Regions from separate parts of the Mus musculus genome. Here region 1 is linked to region 2. Evidence: chromatin loops called from intact Hi-C (ENCODE). Cell type or tissue: left cerebral cortex. All regions are shown on one strand.

Region 1 (5,000 bases), 180 kb before region 2:
ATCACAAAGAAACAAATTTAGATGCTATGCCTCAAAATGTTTCCTACCTTAAAATTATGTCATACTATCATGTTTGAATATCAACTAGATAGGTAATCTCTTAATAGAATGTAGAGAAAAATATTATAGTGAAATGGTGGGGAAAATGACTGCTGACAAATCCATAGAAACATCAGAAGCTGGGCCGGGAACTATGGGAGGCGAATAACTGGTATTGCAGAATTCATTACCAGTGAATATATTTGCTAAGAATGAATTAAAACTTTTCAGGAAAATGAGAAGCTGACTCTTCATCAACCACAGACTCTCACCAAAGAACTTGCTGCTATTCTGACTTAGGCAGAAGGAACCAAAGCCTAAGCCATACTGTCTGAGCTACAAGATGGAGTGAAGAATGGGTAGGCAGGTGTGTGAGTGAACTTAAAATGAGCATTAAGTGTATTCAATCCCATCAAAGATAACACACTGAGAAATGCTCATCCAAGATGTACTTTTAACTTAGGCAGGGAGGTCCAGAGGCTTAGAGTGCCCTCTGATGCCTACAGTTCCTGAGATAAGGCTAATGGTATTTAGTTACTTTAAGATGTGATAAATTAAGCAGACATGTTTTAATTCACTGCATAATCCCTAAAACAATAGAAACCAATTATCTGACATAATGTAGCAGATAGGAAATTAAAAATTATAAAAATAGTCACTGCCAAGAATGCAAAGAAAGACAGGATAAAAGAAAGAGGAGAGGGCTCAGAGAGAAAGCATCAGATAAAGGGAATAGATTTATAGTCACAGCACACTGTACTGTGGTCCCAATAACTAAAACTGCTCACATTTAAAAAGTAAATAGCAGACTGAGTTTATGAGAAAAATCAAATGGCATGCTTTACTAGATTGCACATCTACAAAATATATGGATATTAAAGGAATGAGCACAAATGTTTGGGAGACATATATCATTAAAATGTTAATCAAACAATGTTGCTATGACTACACTAATAGCAGACAAAATATAATTCAGACAGATGAGTCACTTCAATTGATCAATGTTTTCAGGTTCCTAGAAAGATTTTAGATGGTACAAGTCTAATAGCAAAATAAAAATATATGTGAAATCAAGAGACTTTATTTTTTTTTCAGTCAAAATGATTTTTTATTAGGTATTTTCCTCGTTTACATTTTCAATGCTATCCCAAAGGTCCCCCATACCCACTTCCCCCCATACCCACCCCCCCAATCCCCTACCCACCCACTCCCCCTTTTTGGCCCTGGCGTTCCCCTGTACTGCATATAAAGTTTGCAAGTCCAATGGGCTTCTCTTTGCAGTGATGGCCGACTAGGCCATCTTTTGATACATATGCAGCTAAAGACAAGAGTTCCCGGGTACTGGTTAGTTCATATTGTTGTTCCACCTATAGGGTTGCAGTTCCCTTTAGCTCCTTGGGTAATTTCTCTTAATATAGCTTATATTTTAAAAATTGACTGAAAATTAATAAACTACACTTTTCTCATGAAGTTAAAGAAAATTAAAATCTGAAAATACAAAGGGAAATAAAGAGTAAAAATTAAGTTGATGATAGACTATAAAGTAAATATTTTAGGAAAAGAAACGTGCCTTTACGTACAAGACAGGTCAGCAGGAAGTAATATGAAGCGCATATCCTCTAAGAAATAAAAGGGAGCATTCTCATGAAAAGATGAAAGGTCATTGTAAATATTTATGCTGGCAAATTTAAAGTAGCTGAAATGGTAAAAAAAAAAAAAAAAAAAAAAACAAAAAACCCACAAAAAACAATAACAACAAAACCCCAGAGGATAGGAGTTACCAACACTGCTTCACAAATAAATAGGAAAAATAAACATTATCGTAAAAAACATTTAATTGCTAGCAGAAGAAATGTTCCTTTAAAAACCAAGGCGGGTGTGATGGCTTCATTGGCAAAAGTGGTCTAATGTGAAAAGAAGATCTCATTAATTTTTATACAGACTCATCAAGATAATAAAAAGAGATGAGTTTCAAGTGTTTTGTTGTTTTATTTTCTCTCTCTTCAGAATGTTCAGGTAACCTCAATACTAAAACCCAGCAAGAGCACACAAGAAAGAAAAATTATAGGTCAATTATACTCATAAATATAGATGGGAAAATATCGCAGCAAATGAGATCCAAAATCTTTGAAATTACTTACATATCATGACCAAGCATTTTTCATGGAGTCCAAGGTTGAAAATATTAAAAAAAAATCAGGTAGTATATTTCATCACATTAGAAGTTTAAATGACAAAATTATATTATTTCAATAGGTACACAAAGACTTTGGGAAACATTAAAGATCTAATCATGAGTGACATATTCCTTTTTAAAAACTTTTTTGGTGAAATATTTTATTACTTATTGTTTTTATTTTAGGTGTCTAGGTGTTTTGCAGGCATGGATGTAACATACATGTAGTGCCTAAGGAGACCAGAAGAGGGAGACAGATCCTCTAAGCCTGGAGTTAGAGATGGTTGTGAGCTGCTGTGTGGGTGCTGTGAACTAAATCCAGGTTGCAGGTGTTTTCTCTCTGCGTGCTTCCCTTACCACAAGGTGGAGAAGTCCTCCCTCACACAATGGCAGCACCCAGATGCTCTGCCAAAGCTCACTGAGCCTTGTGTGCACAGACTCAAACCTCAAAACCGAATGCCTACTGAAACCTGACTCTGGATGTTTTGTCACAGTGGCAAAATGACAGACACAGACAGTGATCTGCGTCAGACAGAGGCAAGGAGTCTCCTGGGAATGGAACCAGCAGCTATTTGTGTTACATTCTGGCAAAAAGCTTGTCTACATTTTGTTCATGCCCTGACACTTTGTAGAGGTTAGGCTAAATGTGATAGACCAGTTAATTTTTTGAAAATCTTTTTTTAATAAATATTTTTATTAGTGGAGAATGTCATGTAATGCACATTTATTGTGTCCACCCTCAGCAGCGCCTCCCCTTAACTCTCTCCAGATTTATTCTCACCTTAACAGTTCCTTCTTCTCATCTTTTTGTAAAAACAAAACAAAAGAAACACAAAAAAATCCCCCTTATAATTATCTATTGATTCTAATGCTGTACATACGCTTCTATTTGAAGGGTCTGGTAAACCAACCATCATTAAAGAAAACTGATTTTTCTCCTTGCTCCCCCAATGCCATCACCTGTCCATAATAGATTAGTTAGGTGTGAGGGCTCATAAGCTCCTTGCTATTCCATGATAGAATGTTATCAATGTGATCTTGTTCAGGTCTTGTGCAGGCAACCATGGCTACTCTTGAGTTCATGAGGGCAAAGGTCCTGTCATGTCCAGAAGAAGCTGTTTTGCTCTTGAATCAGGACTGTCTTGCCAAGGAAGGCATCAGGGACCAAACCAGATGCAGTCTAAGAAACCTATAGCAGTTGTAACTGGCATGGAGTACAAGGCAGGTCTTGTCAAACAGTTTCCTGCAGGGAAGAAGGTAGGCAAACAACTCAGAATAGCTCCAGGAAGTCCCTGAAACTTACAGCTTCACCAGGCCTCTCCTTTCTGGAGGAAGTGATGGAAGCTGAGAGTTCCTATCAGACTTACTTAAGCTGCAAAGACTCTAGGACCAGACCAGCTGCCTGTAAAAAGCAGAAATGAGCGAGCTGCCTGAAAGAGGTTTACACCAGAGATGCATGGAAAGGACACCCTCTAACCTGCTGAGCTGCCTGTCGGTGTGCAGTATGCTCTAGGTTTCCCAGCTGGTGCACTGTTAACAACAGTGCTGGACTGGGCACTGGTAATGCAGCTATCTTTGAGTCATTTCTGCTCTTGGAAGTAATCCCTCACCTGTACTCTTGAAAGTAACTCTAATAAAACTCATTGGTTCATCAAATTGGACTTTAGTGCTATTTGTACTTTGGTCTGTTATGTGATGCCTACGTAGGGGCTGCAGTAGACCTTTACGTTGCTTCTCTTCAAGAAAAGTTGTCACACAACAGCAAGCCCTTCATAAGTCACATTAAGCCACCAAATGACCTACCTTATGCTAGACTCGAATCTAGAAGAGTCAATGTTTGTTCTGCTGGCCTTGGATCTTGCTTTCATCTAGTCCTTCATATTCCTCTTTTGCAATAGAGATATTTACTTAGTGCCTTTGTATCCTTGGAGTATGTAACTCATTCTTGCTTTTATAAAGGATCATAGCCAAGAGCTGGCTTTGTGTCCCAGAGTGGCTTTAAACTGAAACTCTTGAAGCAGATTGGAACAGTGAAACCGCTAGGAACGGGAGGAGCTGGGTTGAATGCACACTGCAGTGTGTGAGGGACACGATCCTTGTGGGGGCCAGAGAGGGAGTGTTTTACCTTAAATAGATGCATCTGGGTGTCAACAGGACAGCAGCCAGTGGTTCCTTTTGCTTGCCAATTTTGTGGGTTTGAGAAGGGCCTAGGAGATTTATAAAGCACGTGTTTTGAGTGTGCTCATGAGTTTCTCTCCAGAGAGGATAAGCAGAAAAGGACAGTGCACCCTGAATGTGACAGTACTATCCCAGAGCTGAGGGTTCTGATGGAATACAAGAGAGAGATAGCTCTTGGCACAGGTTTGTGCTCTCGCCCAGCATCCCCTCTCCTCTCTCTTTCCTTTTTCCTACTTCCTCTGTCCCAACTCTCTCTGCCACTCTTTCCCAGGTTTCATTCCCCAGAGACCGTTGTTCTCTGTTGTACACACCTACCACCATAAAATTCTGCCCAAGCTCATGGGTCAAGTTAGAAACTCTGAAATTATGATCTCTCAATAAACCTTTCACCCCTTAGTTTGTTTCATCAGATATTTGGCCACAGTGATAAAAAGTGTGACTAACAGAGTTCATTTGTCAAATTATTCAATAAAGATAGCAGAAAGATGGACATAGAAAAGGAAAATATGTTTTTAAGGTAATTGACAGATTGAATATTTAATATTGTACTATTTAGTATGATAGCCAGTAGCCACATGTAGCTATATAAATTTAGGTAAATATAATT
Region 2 (5,000 bases):
AATGTGAAGGACTTTGATTGTGAAGATCATAGCATTAACTCGCAGGACAGAGTGGCTCAGAATCAAGAATTTCTTCCTTAGGCTGGGCAGGTGGTTTGGTGTGTAAAGTACTTGCAGTACCGATAACTCACACAAGGCTGGGAGTGGCAGTGGGGGTCTGTAATTCCAGCATTCCTTTGTTGGGATAAAAGGTGGACCCAGGGGAACCCCTGGAAAATCTCAGGCCAGCTATCCTGACATATATAGCAGGGAACAAGAGACTATGCCTCAAGCAAGGTGGTGAGAGCTGACAACCAAGAATATTCTCTGATCTCTGTGTGTATGTGCCCACACTCAGTAAATGAACACACCCCCACACATGCACAAACATATACTCACACAAATGAACACAGGTGCACACACATACAAATAAATATACATACATACACAAATAAAGACGCACTGCACACATATGTGCACTAGCCTCTGCTCGACCATGAGAAACCCAGAGGGAGCCTGAGGGCAACATCCAATAAATGTGTTTTAAAGACATCTACATTGATCCCAGGGGACACCACTTTGTATCTAGGTTCACTTTGCTATGATGCTCTGGGCCCCTTTCTTTTCACACAAGAAAGGATGATGTTTCTTTCTTACTCTGGCTGTATGCTCCCAAGTTCTTTATCTCATACATGGAAAAGCATACCCAATCACTCCACACCTGAGAATCTTGTGATGAAAGAGTGTTGCCTGTGCCCTGGACTACTGGCTGCTGACCCTCCCCGTCCTTGGGGTTGGAGGTGAGGTGGCACAGAGTAAATGACACAGACTCTGGGAGCAGGTAAGAAGTGCAGTGGCAAACTCGTCTGAGCACGGCTGCAAGCTCCTTTAATACCCTCCACCTATGCTCCACTGGTTCCAAGAGAGCAGTTTTTCTAAACAACAGTTCCTGATTGGCTGGCATTGTCTACTTCAAAAATCCTTGGTCTCTCAGACAGTCTTCAATTAAATCCTCCTATAAGAGATGCCTTTATGGCTACGTGGTCCCGGCATTTGGCATTTACATAGAGGTGGCCGATGCAATTCCTCCTATAGAGGAGGAGGCAAACATTCTGTTCTAGAGTCTGTTGGCACTCAGAAAGGTCAGAGGAACATTGAAAATATTGTCGTTGGACATGTGTTAAGACAAAAGCAAGACCTTGACCTCTGTCTTGATTTACAGATGTTCTCCAGGGCCACCGTTCATTTTTGACAGGTTAGATAAGTTTGGACTTGTTCAAAGCATACACACTGCCGGAGAGCAGACCAGAAGGAAACAGAGGTGGGGGAGTGCTGCTGGGGAAGAAACGGGCTGAACCAACCTGGGCCAGTTTTCTGCATTTTAGATGCCATTTGCACTTGGTTTAATTGATAACATAGGCAGTGGGTGTCTGCACCCTTTTTTCTATACTGAGGCTTGTTCAAGGTTCTGGACGATGCAAATGCTACCCAGCATGCACTTTGATTGGCCTCAGGAGGAGTGGGGCATCCGCAAAAAGATCCCTTTAATTTGCAGTCTTAGACTTCTTACTCTTCTAGCAACACAAAGTGAATCACCCAAGAGGCTGGCAAAGCACGCGGAAGGAACAAAGATCAGCATTAAAGAGGACGCTGGCTGGAGCTATCAGGAATTTAGGTGTGCCTTTAGGACCTAAAGGATCTTTTGTGATTGAGACCAAGGTAGTGAAGTTAAGGAAAGAACACATTCTTCCATCCCAAGTTCCAATTTAATTCGATGACCTTCTGGACACAGATTATTCACCCCTGAAAACTCAAAAGCATATGGGAGGATATTCCTCTGAGATGCGCCCCAATCCCTCCCCCCACGCACATACACGCACACTTGGTGTGCTCACTCACCCACAAGTTTAAAAATAGGAGCCATGGTGTTGCCATGACTCCCGGTGCTACTCAGTGCTGCCTCTTCCCTCTGATGCGATTTCCCTTCAGAGCAGATTTAGGCGAGAATCTGGCTCAGAGCGGCCTCTAGCGGCGGCACAATCCTTAGGGAAGCGTTTCCTTCCCCGGTTCTGCCCAGTCCCCAAACTAACCCGCAAGGGGCAAGTGGAATACTGGGATGTTTTGAGTGGACTCTAGGGGATCAGCTTTTAGCAGATCTGTCCTCGTAGTCATGATAATGGGCCGATGCCTACTGTATGCTACAAAGTGGGAAGGGGCAGTTGGCGGGGGATTTGCAACCCACAACTCTTAGTAGGATAATGTGGGGTGCTGGTGGTTGAGGGAGCGGTGGCATTACTGTACACTAAGCAAGGGAGATTTGCTGTGATCAGCAGCTAGCGTTCTTAGTTTTCCAGCTAGAGGAGTCTTTCAAAATGTTATCACCTGGTAATGAGTCAACAGCCTCGGGGAAGTGTTGACAAGCTGGCTTCCTTGCCTGCTGTCTTTGCCGTTTTCCCCTCCCTGTGTTTTGAATCCTCAGTTTCTTGTTGCCAATTGCATGGAAGAGTTCAGGAAAACTGATGAGAGTCTGTCCAGAACCCGGGCCTGACCTAACGCAAATTCTAACTCCGAAGGACCAGAAAGGGGTACAGGCTCAGTCAGAAACGATGTGTATCAGGGCTTGGAGGTTGATTCCAGCAGCCAGGGGCTTAGAACCACTCTGCTGTCATTTGTGTGGCCCAGATGAACAGAACAGGGTAGAATGACATTTTAAATGGATTTTAAACCTGGTGTTCATGAAAGAATCCCTTCCTTTGCTTCCCTCCTGAAGGTCAATCCAAAAACTGTAATTGTTGCTGGTGTTGGGAACCTCAAATTCTGGAAAGGGTACAAGCTGTGAACATTTATCGCATGAGAAGAAATCCTGATTCTCTCGTGCATCCCGTTCCTTCAGCTGACATTTGTGGGTCTATTTTATGCAGAGAGATGAGTTTCTATCAGCATGGTTGGCAACAGAAGCATCGGAATGGGTTGGCTTTAAGGAGTCTTTAGTTCAACCCATATACAGAGAAAAGACACTGAACTTTAAAGCTTCCAGTACCATGTGTGCCCTGGCCCCGATGAGAAATTGATGCATTGCTAAATTTTTGGAGCACACAGTGGGCTTTAAAATGAAAGTTTTTTCGTGCTGAAAAAAAAAAAAGATGTTCTTTGTATTTCTACGCTGTTATTATATTTAATGGAATTGTAGACTGAAATGCAAGAAAGAGAAAATAGTATTTAGAGTGAGGAGCAGTGGGTGAGTACCACAGTGCAGAGAGTGAGATGTCCACCTTCTACCTCTCCCTGCTGCCTCTGCCTTTTGAGCAGTTAGTTTCATTGGTTCTGATCCTACGGTGGCAGGGGCTGGTAGGCACTTCTGTAACGTGTGGCATTTAAACTTTTGTGGCTCTGACTGGGCTCGATCTTGGCACGGTTCTGTGAGCCAGCGCGGCCAAAGCACAGCTCTGTAATTGTATTAAGAAACACAATTAAGGAATATTGCATTTGCAGAACAGACGAGTGCCAACTGTCTGATTAAAGACTTGGGGGGAGATGCTATGTTTCGCCAAAGAAATAAGAAGACAAAGGAAAAAAAAGTGCTGCGTTGTTCTTGTTAGTTCCCTGTGATTTGTAGGAGAGAACCAGGGCAGAGCCACCAGGCGCACTTACCACAGGGGCATCATTAGGTGATCGTTGCCATTGGTTTTAGCCAGACTTCCACGTACCCAGGCGTCTCCCTCACAAGCAGAAGTTTTGCATCTGATCCTTACGTTTGTAAGATTTAGGCTTTGTGGAATGAGTAGAAGGGGTGGGAATCTAGGGTTCTTGTTCCCTTTCAAATCGAGATTCCAACAGAGTGGCTATATGAGTTTTCCTACATCCCCTCACCAATAACGCAACACAAGAAAAGAGCTAATCACCGCTCGTAAATAGCATTTATTAATTGCTTTACAGTGCTTGCTCTCCTTTTGGAACCAGCCAGGCATTTCTTGTGTAGCATATTCTAATATTCATCTGGCTTCTTGAGGTTTGATAGAAAAATATCTTACACAGGCAGACAGTCGAATTCTTATTTTACACACGACTTAATGGCAGGCTCTGCAAGCAGAATTATGCATTTGGCATTATAAGCGTTTCTGGATTTTATATCCACACACACCCAAGGTTTTCACTGGAAGTCACAGATGGTTGAAAGACAGATAGCAACCACACTACACTCTCAGACCAGTATAGACTCATGGATTTAGTAGCTTAGGGCCTGTGACCATTCTTTAATGCCCCTAGCTCTTTACACTTCCCTTCCCTGGCTGGTGCTCTGGTCCTCCTGCCTGATGTGATCTGAGCCTCATGCTATGCTAGCCATTTGGTGCTGGTATTATATGAATCATGCAGGAAGTAGCAAAGACATGATAGTTAACCTGCCCAGAGCATCTCCCAGTTACCCCCATCTATCTATATTTGCACGTTCAGTCAAAGGGGGTAACTCAGAAATGCCACTGGAAACCTGGACCTGTATTTGAGTATCAACTTAAAGAGAGCTCACCTGGCCTCTCTCTTCTCTCTGTGCGGTGGACCATGATGGGTATGTGTCTAAGGGCTGGCAGGGCTGGGGAATGCTCTTTTTTCTACCGCGAAGGTAAGATTCGAAAGTGGAAAATGACAGGAAACACTGCATTCAAGTCAGCCTCCCAGGTCTTCTGGGTCTTGTGTAAAGGTCATACATGCTTAGTCTGCTGGTCTGTCAGTTCCGGAAGTGACACACGCTTCTGGCCAAAGTTATTTATTTCCAGAAATTTAAGAGACAGACAGACAGAGACAGACAGACAGACAGACAGACACACACACACACACACAGAGAGAGAGAGAGAGAGAGAGAGAGAGAGAGAGAGAGAGAGAGAGAGAGATCCTTGTGGCTTCCATTCCTTCTGAGCTGTGAGCAGGAAGCCTACTTAGTTGGCTGAAGCAGCTGTCGAAATCAGTCATCTGGCTATTAGTAAGCAACTGGGAATATGTGTATAAAAAAGAAAAGAATTTGACAG

The links. Hi-C counts contacts between places; a loop is a spot of excess contacts. Peaks named below come from ENCODE experiments on the same cell type or tissue, not always from the same donor. Only the 100,000 strongest peaks of a DNase experiment are listed, where the experiment ranks them.
Region 1: it touches region 2 in a loop (2.1-fold over the local background); 3 of 42 quality-filtered maps call a loop at or near these places.

The regions. Positions count from the first base shown.
Region 1 is chr6:136,085,540-136,090,539 of GRCm38, reverse strand. All of the region lies in intron 3 of Grin2b (glutamate receptor, ionotropic, NMDA2B (epsilon 2)), which reads left to right. Among named protein-coding and RNA genes, the nearest start is that of Gm26653, 85 kb to the left of the region's middle. In left cerebral cortex, a CTCF peak has its summit at 2,462 (motif pointing right); no DNase peak of the experiment used is centred here.
Region 2 is chr6:135,904,703-135,909,702 of GRCm38, reverse strand. All of the region lies in intron 5 of Grin2b (glutamate receptor, ionotropic, NMDA2B (epsilon 2)), which reads left to right. Among named protein-coding and RNA genes, the nearest start is that of Gm14330, 55 kb to the right of the region's middle. In left cerebral cortex, CTCF peaks have their summits at 145 and 1,998; DNase peaks (open chromatin) are centred at 2,366, 2,813, 3,347, 4,061 and 4 more places; H3K27ac peaks cover 4,716 bases.